Regions from separate parts of the Homo sapiens genome. Here region 2 is linked to region 1. The links are chromatin loops, found by intact Hi-C in ENCODE. Cell type or tissue: OCI-LY7. All regions are shown on one strand. Each heading gives the region's core, and the rest is flanking DNA. Links, peaks and the distances in the headings are about the cores only. Region 1 overlaps PROB1 (proline rich basic protein 1). Region 2 overlaps LOC105379193 (a long non-coding RNA gene).

The links. Peaks named below come from ENCODE experiments on the same cell type or tissue, not always from the same donor. Only the 100,000 strongest peaks of a DNase experiment are listed, where the experiment ranks them.
Region 2: it touches region 1 in a loop (5-fold over the local background); 10 of 110 quality-filtered maps call a loop at or near these places.

Annotation. Positions count from the first base shown.
Region 1 is chr5:139,388,643-139,393,809 of GRCh38, forward strand. PROB1 (proline rich basic protein 1) reads right to left here. Exons shown (of 1, transcript NM_001161546.2): 1 at 1,950-5,167. The coding sequence ends at 3,392. MZB1 (marginal zone B and B1 cell specific protein) reads right to left here and starts at 1,271. Exons shown (of 4, transcript NM_016459.4): 1 at 1,038-1,271. The coding sequence starts at 1,214. It also overlaps a transcript of SPATA24 not described here. RefSeq lists enhancers at 1-503, 3,098-3,392, 4,308-4,357, 4,668-4,877, 4,888-5,057 and 2 more and silencers at 2,408-2,457, 3,728-4,137. In OCI-LY7, for the core only: CTCF peaks have their summits at 4,088 (motif pointing left) and 4,297; DNase peaks (open chromatin) are centred at 2,965, 3,259, 4,099 and 4,409; H3K4me3 peaks cover 2,500 bases; H3K27ac peaks cover 2,500 bases.
Region 2 is chr5:138,575,564-138,583,999 of GRCh38, forward strand. It overlaps LOC105379193 (a long non-coding RNA gene), which reads left to right. Exons shown (of 3, transcript XR_001742900.1): 2 at 8,265-8,367. Among named protein-coding and RNA genes, the nearest start is that of HSPA9, 4.4 kb to the left of the region's middle. RefSeq lists enhancers at 1-66, 1-152, 67-715, 293-432, 3,931-3,980. In OCI-LY7, for the core only: a CTCF peak has its summit at 3,888 (motif pointing right); a DNase peak (open chromatin) is centred at 3,888.

The sequences.
Region 1 (5,167 bases), core at 2,624-5,123:
GGTGGGGAGGATAGGAGCAGAGTCTCTGGGGAAAATAAAGTGGCAAGAGAGCCGTTTGAGCAGGAAGCACCTGTGAGGCTGTTGCATGGCCCCTCCCCCAGCCCCCAAAGCTCTCTGGGATGGGGATGGGGGATGGGAAAGAAATGCTGAAGTGGTAGGTGAGGCCTGGGCACTGGGGTCCCTCGTCCAGGGCACACCTGCCCAGTGGCAAGTGTCATTTTATTTTTATTTATTTATTTATTTAGAGAGAGTCTCACGCCGTTCGTCGCCCAGGCTGGAGTGCAGTGGTACGATCTCAGCTCACTGCAGCCTCCACCTCCCAGGTTCAAGTGATTCTTCTCCCTCAGCCTCCCAGGTAGCTGGGACTACAGGTATGTGCCACCACACCCGGCTAAAATTTTGTATTTTCAGTAGTGACGGGGTTTCACCATGTTGGCCAGGCTGGTCTCGAACTCCTGAGTTCAGGCGATCGGCCCCGCTCAGCCTCCCAAAGTGCTGGGATTACAGGCGTGAGCCACCGCGCCCGGCCGGCACGTGCCATTTTAAACCACAAGAGCAAGGTAAGAAAAACTGGAGCCCAATATTCAATCACACAAGTACTCCCAGGCCCCCACCTCACAGAGACACTGGCACGCAGGCATGCTCAGCAGGTGTGTGTGTGAAGCCAGACACACGCATACTCACGTGCAGGCGCTCACACGTGTGCACTTGCACCATGTACACATAGCCAAAGCCGCCCCGTCAGGGTTGGGGAGGGAGTCCGGACTCAAGGATGGGCCTGGAAAGGGAGAAGTCTAAGGACAAGTGAGTGATTCCCTGGGGTCTCAAAATACTGAGGAGGTCTCCCAGATTGTCTGCTGTTAGGCAGGCAGATGGGTAAACTGAGGCATGGAATATATGAAAGGCTGCATCTGTGGCTTGATGCCCAGTGGTAGGGATTGGGGATCAAAGGCCGGTGGTGGAATGTGAGGTGGGTGGAGGGGTCTGGCTTGAGAAGGGGTGTGAGCAGGGCAGGGTGACAGTGGTGAAGGACTCACCTGGTAAGCCACAGCTCTGCAGGCATCACAGCGCAGGTGAGCGGGCATGTGGGCTGAGTACATCTCCTCATCATCCAGTTGTGGGGCTGTGGCTGTGAGTGGCGCCCTGTCCCCGAGGCCCCCTGGGATGGCCCAGGCTCCCAGCAGCAGCAGCAGCAGTGGCAGTGACAGCCTCATGGCCCCAGGAGCCAGTTCAGCAAGTGTAGTCTGTGGTTGAGGTGCAGATGTGTGTGTGCTTGTGTGGTGTGGGGACCGCCACAGAACACCTGGCCTAGACCAATGGGGAACTGACACCTCACCCCTCCCATCCTCCTCCCACTCCCTCCTCCAGGGCCCCGAAGATGCCACGTGGGCATTGTCCTCTAGCTGGACCCTGGCTCCAGCCATCTCAGCTCCATTTCACAGATAGGGAGCACTGAGGCAAGGAGAGGGGCTGGGCCTAGGCAGGAACACATAGGGGCCGATACTGCCCACATCCTGTGATCTGGCCAAGTGGCAGGCACTGTGCTGAGTGCCTTGTGGGAAGAGTTGGTTGGCTGCCGTCATCTTTTTTTGTTTCATTGACCTTTCTGAGAAATGAGACTGTCATGTTTATTCTGCCTCTTCCGACACAAAGGCTCAGAGAGAGGTGACAAATCCAAGGCCACATAGCTAGAGGGGCCATGCTGAGAAACCCAAGCCTGATTGACCCCAAGGCTCCCTGGCCACTCAACCACCAGAAGGAATGAGGTGTGGCTGCCAGCCTCCTGGGAGGCAAGTTCAGGGAGACAGGGATGCTACAGTGTTTCCAAGACACACATGGTCTCCTTCCCTAGCCCTGAGGTCCCCTCCACCCAGGCCATACCCAGGCGTGGAAGGGCACTGTGGAGGGTGTTGAGAGGCTGTGGCAGGAAATCAGGCACCTCACACCAGTTATTTCAGCCATGATGGCTCCATGGTCAGTGATTTATTACACACCAGGATGAGGTAAAGACACCTGGGGTGGCCCCAGGGCCCTCCATGCCATCGGAGCTGGCATCTCCAGCTAGAAAATGGCCAGTTGTTCTGATTCGTAGCTCTCCTAGTCAGCTTCCAGTCCAGGGCAGAGGGCAGGGACTGCTAGGGACCTGGGCCCCCTGACAGGCCTGGAACAACGAAGGCATCCATCCCCATCCCTGCCACTGCTTCTCATGGAAACTGTCCTTCCCAAACTCATCACATCACACACCAGGCTGGCAAGGGCCAGCCATTTCCGGTTCAGAACTATATACAGACCCCCACGCACACCACCTCCCACCTCATGCAGACCCCCCTCATCTCCCTCAGAGGCTCCTGGAATCTCAGGGCAACTGAAGTGCAGGCTCTGGGCCCTGTCCCTTGCTGTGACTGGTCTGTAGGGCCAGCCCCTCTCTGGCCATTGTTGCCACATCTGTTACTGGGGAGTGGAACCTGCCAAGAGCTTCAGATCCCTCTGGATACTCCACCAGGGGTATCGCTTCTACTGCTGGCCCTAACCCACCTTCTGGCCACACAGAGGGGTCAAGAGGCTCCTGTGGGACAAGAGCCCAACCCTCCCTCTTCTCAGAGCTTCCTGATGACCATTTCACCTACTCCCGATGTAGGGGGTGGGGGACTGAAGCCCCACCCCTGGCCCAAAAATGAGTCAGCTCAGCTCTGAGGGCCAGGCTCCCCATCTTCCCACCCCAAGTTCCAGGCTAACCCCCAACCCAGGCCCTCCCTGTATTCCTTGCTTTGCCTCCACCTGCTGTCCCCCGCCTTAGCTCTTTCTCGGAGCCAGCCTGGCCTGGGCTGTACTGGCCACTTTCCCCCCAGTAACCTCCAGGGCCAAAGCTCAGCTCCTCTTCCTAAGAGCAGACTCGACAGCCAGAGTCCTTCCTGCCACCTCACCAGGGGCACTGGCCAGCCTCACCTCAGCTGGGCCCACCATCAGGGAGGGCAGACAGTTCCCCGCCCTGTCTCCTGCTGCTCCCGTTCCTGCTGCCCCACGGCAGCCACAGCACCTCCTCTGATCGGCTCCTGGGGACAAGCCCAGGGATGCCTCACTTTCCCTATTTGCTTGCCCGCATATACACATATACACACACCCACACACCACACCACACCACGCCCTGGGAATGCCTGGGAAAGGGATACATAATTTTGTTGGGGGAGGAAGTAGGCAGCCACTTCCTGGGTGACTCCAGCTCCACCAGCCTCGGGGCTCAGATTCATTCTCTGAAGATCACTTCCTGTCCGACGACTGACTGGGATGGGTTAAAGACAGAGGCGACGGAAGGAGAGGAGGGTAGGGGCTTGGATGCCAGAACCTCCCAGGCATCCAAGGGCTCCAACTCCATGGGGATCGGCCCGGGGCCTCACAGCGGGAACAATGAACCCTTGCCGGGCTGGGTGGGACCTGAGCTGGAGGGCGGCGCACAGAGGAGCAGAGGAGGTGCGGGGTTGGGGGTCCCGCTCACCGGCAGGTAGTAGGTCCCGTCCAGGGGCCCTGCCTCAGAGACCCAGGGTAGCTGGGGGCTGCCGAGGGCCTGCGGGCCCGGGGACGGTGGCAGAGAGAGGCTGGGTATAGGCCCATAGGCGGGCGGGTAGAGGCCGAGCCCCAGGGCCAGAGGGGTGTAGACGCGGTGGGGCGGCCCGGGAGACGAGGGCGGCAGCAACACCTCCACGTACTGCCCACTCTCAGGGTCGAAGAGCACCCGCAGCCGAGGCTGCCGCGGCGCCTCCACAAAGTAGTAGCGGCCGCTCTCGGGGTCCACCAAGACCTTCCCCAGGGGCGCGGCCCCGGGCTGCCTGCGCGCTCCCTGGGAGGGGCTTTGCGGGGACCGGTCCGTGGGAGGCGCCGAGGCAGCGCGGGGCTGGGCTGGGGCCGTCCTGCCCGCCAACGCCAGGGGCTCCCGCGGGAGTGGCGCCTGGACGGCAGCCGCGGGCTCGGGGGCCGTAGGTGGTGTCTTCGGTTTGGGTGCTATCCCAGGGCTCGGGCTGGCTTGCATCTGAGGGGAGCCGGGGCGGGGCGATCGGACCCCTGCTGGCCCTACGGGGGAGCGCTGGGATGAGCTGCGGGCGCCGCCTAGAGGGCTGGTCCGACCGTCGCCGTCGGGGACCAGGCGCTGGGCCTCTACATCCCTGTTCTCTCCTCCAGGGCCGCGCGCTCGCACTCGCGAGGTTACCTCGGGCCGGCGACCCAAGGCCAGGGCCCCAGGCAGGCGGATCTCTGTGCGCTTGAAGGGCTTCGCCGTGCTGTTCTCTGCCCTCCGCCGCAGGACCCCGTTGGGCTGTGAGGCGTCCCGGGCGACCGTGTCGAAGGACGGTTCAGGAGGCTCGTAGGGGTGCGGCACCACCGGTAGAAAATCCTTGATGAAAACGGAAGTGTAGTGAGCCGGGGCGGGGGGCCCCAGTGCTGGCGGCTCTTGCGTCTTGGATTCGCCGCCCTCCTCCCCGCAGGGGTCGGCAGGAGGCGCAGGCAGCCCAGAGCCTTGTGCTCCTGCCGGGAAGCCTGGCGCGTACGTGGTCTTCACCAACTTGCGCACGTCTCGAGGCCGCGGAATGGCCATGCGCGGGCGTCCCGAGGCCGCCTCTCCAGGACCCAAGACTTCCGGGCACTTATCCGCGTCCAGGGTGCCCACAGGGTGGCTGCCGGGCGGCTCGGGTGCTGCTACCTCTGGGGACTGCTGACTCCCTCCAAAGGCAAGATCTGAAATTTCCCGCGTGGATGGACTCTGCATCTCTGTTGGTTCTGGAGTGCCGGGTGCGGACGGTGTAGGCGGTGCCAACTCCTCCTGAGTTAACCCATTCTGAGCTTCCTGAGTAAATGCTATCGATGAGCCCGGCCCCATGGGATCCCATGTCTCTTGGGGAGATGGGCCCCAAGTTCCAATAGGACGATCTGGAGCCTCCCACGGGAAGAAGGCCGGCGGGGACGGGCTGCTACGTGGCTCCACCGCATCCGCGACTGCCGAATGTGGAATCTCCCACAGGGAAGGGGCTTCGAGGGACGGGCTCCTTTCCCCAGCAACACACTGATTCCACTGGGAAAGGATCGGAGGGGAAGGGCTTCTCCTGCTGACAGTTTCCTCGACGGCAGGATTTTGATTTTCCCACTCGGAGGAGGCTTCAGGGAACAATGGGCTACTCAC
Region 2 (8,436 bases), core at 2,906-5,405, 810 kb before region 1:
GGAGAAAGCCTGCCCTCCTGTCCCGGCTGCGGCGGCTCTGAGCTCAGAAAGAGTCCAGGGGAGGAAGAGGGATATGAAGGCCGTATCTCGGACAGCCCCGGTCCTCGGCGACAGGAAAGACTCAAGGTCACACGGGATAAATTGCGAACCGATTACAGTCTTCTTGCGTCAGTTGCGCGGGAGGAGGAGCCTGTTGGCGCAACAGACATCCAGCTAAGAACCTAGAGCGCATGTGCGCAAGGAGTGGCGGAAAACATGGGTGGAGACTAACTGCGGCGCTCACTGGGTGCCCGAGTGCACGCCAGCGTTCCCTGGGGCGAGCCCGGGCGCGTGCACACCCCCCGGGCGTGGACGTGTTCCCAGCTCCCGCTCCTGGAGGACGGCGCCATCTTGTCTTGTGGCTTTGTGAAGTGAGGACGTCAGTACTTTTGTTGTTTGGTCCCGCCCGTTGTTCACAACTTGAAAGACACTTGGATATGCAGACAGACGTTAAACAATTTCGTGTTGCGTTTTATCACAGGGGTCTTGGGTTTCCAACTACGAAGCGTTTGATTCACACAGAACATTAGGCCAATTAGCCTGCACAAAGGGAAAAAAAAATAGCTGAGCTTGGCCGGGCGCTCACGCCTGTAATCCCAGCACTTTTGGGAGGCCGAAGCGAGCGGATCGCGAGGTTAGGAGATCGAGACCATCCTGGCTAACACGGTGAAACCCCGTCTCTACTGAAAATACGAAAAAGTAGCCGGGCGTGGTGGCAGGCGCTTGTAGTCCCAGCTACTCGGGAGGCTGAGGCAGGAGAACGGCGTGAACCCGGGAGGCGGAGCTTGCAGTGGGCCGAGATCGCGCCACTGCACTCCAGCCTGGGCGACAGAGCGAGACTCCGTCTCAAGAAAAAAAAGAAAAATAGCTGAGCTTCAGGCTCTTCCTCTCCCCACTGTGCTGGGCCTGACTTGAGACTCCTCTGGCCCTTTTTAAACCTTGTGCTGGTGGCAGGATGTCAACTACTTCACTACCCTGTGACCAGTTTTTAGGTTTTTGTTTTTTTTTTTGAGGCAGTCTTTGTCGCCAGGCTTGAGTGCAGTGGCGCCATCTCGGCTCACTGCAACCTCTGACTCCCTGGTTCAAGCTATTCTCCTGCCTCAGCCTCCCAAGTAGATGGGATTACAGGCGCGCGCCACCACGCCCAGCTAATTTTTATATTTTTGGTAGACACCGGGTTTCACCATGTTGGCCAGGATGGTCTCGATCTCCTGACCTCGTGATCTGCCTGCCTCGGCCTCCCAAAGTGCTGGGATTACAGGCGTGAGCCACCGCGCCCAACCCAGTTTTAGATTTTTAAGAAGAGGAATTAATTGATTCAACAGATATGTTTTGGCATGCCTACCGTGTGTCAGTCACTCTCCCAGGTGGTAGGAATACAGCGAAAGCAAAACACGAACGAATGGCTGATGACAGATTGAACTTGATTTTGGAGATGAAGCAATTTGTCCTGGAAGCCCGCTTTCAAAAAAAGAGAAATGTTTCAGACCCCCTATCTCTTCAGGAAGATCTGTATTATTAAGTAGTCACCCCTGGGTGAGGAACTGTGAAGGAAATGTTGGGGAAAGTTGGGGAGGGAAAGAAGCTAACTGAAGAGTTTACATTCTGAGGAGGATGGCAGTGGGAGTAAGAAAATAAACAAAAGTCTAACGTAACATGGGTTATAGATTATATAGATTCTAAAAGTTTTTAAAAAGCCTCCCACACACTCTTAACTGTCAGCTATTACTATATTATCCTCACTAGTTACTTAACACTTCATTTCTCTTGTTTTTAGTTCTCTCAGAAGGCAGGGGTGGCCAGGCGGTGGCTCACGCCTGTAATCCCAGCACTTTGGGAGGCCGAGGTGGGAGGATCACTTGAACCCAGGAGTTCGAGATCAGCCTGAGCGACAGAGTGAGACTCCATCTTTAGCCTCTGTCGCCCAGGCTGCAGTGTAGTGGTGCAGTCTCAGCTTACTGCAGCCTCCACCTCTCTGGGCTCAGATGATTCCAGTGCCGCCTCAGCGCCCCCCTCCCCCGAGTAGCTGGGATTACAGACATGCGGCACTACGCCTGGCTAATTTTTGTATTTTTCGTAGAGACGGGGTTTCGCCTTGTTGCCCAGGCTGGTCTCCAACTCCTGAACTCAAGGGATCCGCCCGCCTCGGCATCCCAAATGCTGGAATTACAGGCGTGAGCCACTGCGGCCGGCCAATTTTTTTTTTTTTTTTTTTTAAATTGGCTGGGCATGGTAGCAAGCACCTGTAGTCCCACCTACTTGGGAGGCTGGAGTGGGAGGATCACTTGAGTTCAGGAATTTGAGAACAGCCTGGGCAACATGGCAAAACCCCATTTCTACAAAAAATTAGCCGGGCATGGTGGTGCACCTGTAGTCCCAGCTACCAGCTACTCGGGAGGCTGAGGTGGAAGAATCACCTGAGCCAAGAGAGGTCGAGGCTGCAGTGAGTCGTGATTATGATTGTGCCATTTCACTCCAGTCTGGGTGACACAGCGAGACATTAAAAAAAACAAAAAACAAAAAAACAGAAAGAAAGGAGAAAGGAAGGAAGGAGGGAGGGAAGGAGGGAAAGAAGGAAGGAGAAAAGGAAATAAGGAAAGGAAGGAAAGAGAAAGAGAGAAAAGAAAGATGCGGCCGGGCGTGGTGGCTCACGCCTGTAATCCCAGCACTTTGGGATGCTGAGGCGGGTGGATCACCTGATGTCAGGAGTCCGAGACCAGCCTGGCTAACATGGTGAAATCCTCGTCTCTACTAAAAATACGAAAATTAACCAGGCGTGGTAGTGGGCACCTGTAACCCCAGCTACTCGGGAGGCTGAGGCAGGAGAATTGCCTGAACCCAGGAGGCGGAGGTTGCAGTGAGTGGAGATTGCACCACTGCACTCCAGGTGACAGAGCCAGACTCCGCCCCCCCCCCCCCCCAAAAAAAAAAGAGAGAGAAAGGAAGAAAAATGAGAAGGCAGGCTTTCTTAAAGGCTATCCAAACAGGCTCATGATTCCTGTTTGTAGAGATTTAGATTCTAAAACAATATACCGATGCAAAGAAGACAGAGGAGTGACAAATAATATTGAACATTGAAATGCAATAAAAAACATTATGTTCTTACGTTGTACATGACGGGGCGGAGAAGGGCAGGTGGAAATAATTGGAGAAACTGCATACTTCTCACTTCTCTGTTGTATTAACTGGTTCTCCTAAGAGTTTTTCTTTTCTTCTTCTTTTTTTTTTTTTTTTTTTGTATTTTTAGTACAGATGGGGTTTCACCATATTGGCCAGGCTGGTCTCGAACTCCTGACCTCAAGAGATCCGCCTTCCTCGGCCTCCCAAAATACTGGGATTATGGGCGTGAGCCACCGCGCCGGCCGAGAGTTCGCTTTCCTTTTTCTTGCTCTATACGTTAAAAAGCCACGAAGTGTTAATCAAAAGAATCCTGGAATTAGGCCGGGCGCGGTGGCTTACGCCTGTAATCTCAGCACTTTGGGAGGCCGAGGCGGGTGGATCACGAGGTCAGGAGATCGAGACCACGGTGAAACCCCGTCTCTACTAAAAATACAAAAAATTAGCCTTGCGCGGTGGCGGGCACATGTAGTCCCAGCTACTCGGGAGGCTGAGGCAGGAGAATGGCGTGAACCCGGGAGGCGGAGCTTGCAGTGAGCCGAAATCCAGCCACTGCACTCCAGCCTGGGCGACAGAGCAAGACTCCGTCTAAAAAAAAAAAAAAAAAAGAATCCTGGAATCAAATGTTGTTATCTAAGGGTGTAGGAAACTACGATCCTATGGGTACATCCAGTGTGTTTGCTGTTTCTGGTGGTTTCTCAGGCGCCTTGCAAATACTCTCCACGACCACAAGGGGGATGTGGTAGCGCTAGATATTCAAAGCACAAGCTTTATCATATCTTCAGCGTGAAGGACAGGCTACTGGACTGCTTTGCAAATTAACATGGGCTACAGCCTGAAGGCTCAAGGAAATGAACCTGAATCTAAAAACATAAAGGTTCAGATGAGCAAGAATGGACAGATCCGTAGCTAAATGGTATAATTCTTCTACAGCACAGTGCTGTATTTCATTTCTGTTGTCATCTCAGTGCAAAATTGGGAAATGGAAGGAGCTAATGCATAATCTGCATGCAGATAAATGTTTACCAAACAGAGCAGGCGGCTGTCCAATACCTGTGTATGCCATACATATATATTATTCAGGAAATAATTATATATGTATAATTATTTTTTCTTTTATAGAGATAGGGTCTTGCTGTGTTGCCTAGGCTGGTCTCAAACTTCTGGCCTCAAGCAGTCCTCCTGGCTCAGCCTCCCAGAGTGCTGAGATTACAGGCGTGAGCTACAATGCCTGGCCTATATTTTTAATAATATTCTAACTGGCATGATTGTTACTTTAGCATATTTGAAGACAGGTAACTAGTTTCAACTTTTAAGTATTTAAATAACTCATTCATTAATAGGAATTGTCATTAGAATAGTAATCACCAATAGTTGTTGAGCGTTCATTTTAAGTGCCTTACAAATGCTTTATATACATTATTTACTGACATGTTCACAACAATAGTCTCAAGTAAATATTATTGGTATTACCATTTTGCAGATGTGGAAACTGAGGCCTAGAGTGGTTACATAGCAATTGAATGGTGAAACTAGAATTTGAAGCCAAACTCTCTTAACTCCAGAACCTGCACTACTAAACACTAGGCTCTGCTGTCTAATAACCAAGCTAGGTCTTATCTTTTACCTCTACTTTCACATATCCAGAAGGTGCGTTTTATAATACTGGCCTAATACATTATTAATAGCAGTTATTTTAGGCAGCAGAATTAAAAAGTTAGAAATACTTTAACCTTTTTTAGAATTATTTAGGTTCCAGGACAACTATAAAGTTCAATCTGTATTATAACTCATAGGATCAAGTTTATATTTTTAAAGTAAAGTCTCTTTAAACTGGTGACTCAGAAGACATTTTATTCAGTTTCCCCAGAGATGAATAGCATGCTGTGGCACTTTCCATCTTCAGGAAATAAAAATGTGGCATACTGCAGGGATTTGTCACCTTTGTTCTCCTTGGAATTTTTCATGTACCTTTGGCAGATTTCAGGAGACAGTTCCCACTTTTCTCTTTTGGCATTAGCTATACTCTATTGGAGTGCATTACACAGTGTCGCTCCACTCAAGTCTGGTTCAACAGAGCTTGCCCCAGCAAAGTGTAGGAAGAATTATGGCAGGTGATGTCCCTGGCCCCAGAAGTGGTGACAATTAGCAAGTTTCATTCTATGGTGAATGCCTAGTAACCCACCAACCTGCCCTCTTTCTGTTAGGAGAAAAGAGAAATACAGGATGACCCTAAAAGAAAAGTAAGGCAGCAATAAATCAAAATAAGATGTCACTTTGATTAGATAGGACATTTACATTCCAGTGACAATGTAGTCTCATTGCTCAAGGTAGAAAGCAGTCAGTTATGCTCACTCTGGATTTTCAATCAGGTTTGGAAAATAGTTGGCTATTGGATAGGCCAAGGCCTTGTGCAAGAAGTTCCTACTGGGAGTGGGGAGGGCTGACAAAACAAGAGATTTGCTCCTCATGAAGATCTATTTAATATTTAATTCTTAAAGATGTAGGAGCCTTTTCTGGATTTTTTAGTTTAGAGGGCCAAGTTTGTAATTTATTCTTGACCAGCATGATATAGTGTGAAAGGAACCCTGAACTAGCCGTTAAGCCTGAACTTGGGTTCTAGAAACCTGGAAAGAACCTTAGATAAAGAACAGAGAGAATCAGTGAATTGCCCAAGGTCACACAGACTGTTCCAGCTTCTGCTCTACAGCCTCCTTTTTTAACTTGCTATGCTTTTTAGAAATAACCCACATGACTTCAGGTTAAATGTTTAGTCAGTCCAGGACCTTTTTCAAATGCTTACAGACAATTCTGGCTCATCACCCTCTTCCTCCTATCCTGTCCTCACCCTTTCAGGCACATGATTAGTGAAATTACGTCAGTTGCCTTTTCAGTTCGCTTAGATTATATGCTCTCTCTATGCGAGGAGCTGTTGGTTTCTGCTATAGACTGAATGTGTGTGTCCCCCAAAATTTATGTGTTGAATCCCTAATTCCCAATATGATTATATTTGGAAATGGGCCTTTGGGAGGTGATTAAATCATGAAGATGGGCCCTCATGATGGAATTAGTGCCTTTATTTATTTATTTATTTATTTATTTATTGAGTCAGAGTCTCACTCTGTCACCCAGGCTGGAGTGCAGTGGCGATCGCAGCTCACTGCAAGCTCCGCCTCCCGGGTTCATGCCATTTTCCTGCCTCAGCCTCCCGAGTAACTGGGACTACAGGTGCCTGCCACCACGCCCGGCTAATTTTTTGTATTTTTAGTAGAGACGGGGTTTCACCATGTTAGCCAGGATGGTCTCTATCTCCTGACCTCGTGATCCACCCGCCTCAGCCTCCCAAAGTGCTGGGATTACAGGCGTGAGCCACTGCGCCCAGCCGGAATTAGTGCCTTTACAAGAGGAAACAGGAAAGATGATCTCCCCTTCCCCATGAAGAGAGCCCACACCAGAACCCACCATGCTGGCACCCTCATCTCAGACTTTCAGCCTCGGGAAGTGTAAGGAAGAACTGTCTATTGTTTAAGCCATCCAGTCTACAATATTTTGTTGTAGCAGCCTGAGCTGACCAAGACAGTTTCTCAGTTTCCCCATTCCTGTTCCTCAACTGTCAAGAGAGGAAATACCCAGGTTTCCTTAGGAGATGAGAGTTTAATGGAAGACTAGTTGGGAAAGTAAAGCCATTGTCTCAATACCCATACAGCCAGAATGCTGGAAGAACAGGGACTTCTTAGTCAGGCTCCATCAGGAGCTGTAGCGGCCAGTTACCTGTTTTCTTCTTAGAAATGGATTTCTGGTGTTCTCATCTGCACTGACTCTGCCTTTTTCTAGCTCAGCCTTTTTATGTTAGCTTCTCTAATTCTTGTGCTGCAATGGTACCCAAACTTCAGTAGCAGTCAGAATTACTAGGTGGTTCTTTAAGCATGCAGAGCACTGGTATCCCACCTCTGGACATTCAGGTCTGAGATGGGTCGTGGAATCTGCATGTTTAATAGAGGGGGATTCTGTCGGTGGGGTGGAGATTAAGGACCACGTCTTTTTAGAAATAGCCCAAACTCTGTGGTGTCTTCTTGTCTCCAAATTTTTTCATTACATGTCCCTATTAGAAAAATATTGGCGCACATCCTCCCATTATGTGTATGTTCATGTATTTATAAACTACATATGTGTATATAGTACTATTATTACAAATACATAAAAATAGAAAACAAAAATGAAAGAGATAAAATAGAAATAGATTTAAATACTTCTTTCCTGTACCCCAAAGTATCCCTGGGGCTGCTTGTACCACCCTTGCTGCCTTCCTCTGTGTGGCTTGATTACATCATCCCATATGGAAAGCCTTGTCGGGCAGAGTAAAGGCCCAGAAAAGTGCCAAGGTGTCACATGGGTCACTGGTTTACCTTACAGGCCCAGCCTTTAGTTTAAGTGCCAATTGCTTGTTTTATTCAACTAGTGGTTGAGGGGTTGGGTGAGAGGGCTTGTGTGTGTGTGTGCCATGACCTGAAGCAAGCCAGTTTACCTGGAAGGATCGCTTTGACGAGTTCTTCAAGGGAAAAGGGGATCTGCTTGCATAAGGGTCTCATGAACACCTCTCTTCCATAAAAAAATGAACTGTTTCTTTTCTTTTTTTTTTTTTTTTTGAGACAAAGTCTTGCTCTGTTGCCCAGGCTGGAGTACAGTGGCACGACCAAGACTCACTGCATCCTCCACCTTCCAGGCTCAAACAATTCTTGTGCCTCAGCCTCCCAAGTAGCTGGGACTACAGGCATGCGTCACCATGCCCAGCTAATTTTTGTGTTTTTAGTAGAGACGGGGTTTCACCATGTTGGCCAGTCTGGTCTCTAACTCCTGAGCTCAGGTGATTCACCCGTCTTGGCCTCCCAAAGTGCTGGGATTACAGGCATGAGCCACTGCACCCTGCCAGAATAAACTGTTTCTAAGCGTGCCAATGGGTAGAAGCCGTGAATGAGGCCATCCTGCCTGTGCTCTGCAACTTTGCATGGCTTCCCAAAGGAAGTCTGCTCTGTCCTAGGTTGTGTTGGGTGTGTGCATTGGTGTACATGTGTATGGTACTGGCCCACTTCTCTCTCATTCCATTACAGCATGAATCCCTGGCCTGAACTGGGGAAGTCACTTTCAGGATTAAAGGCAGCCAACAGAACATCAGCACCCAGAGCCCTGGAGAACAGCATCTGTGTTTGAGTGGTAAAGTGTCAACAGGCCGCTTAAGGAGGAGTGGTAACTGAGTCCCTGAACCCAAATACAATTCTTCCC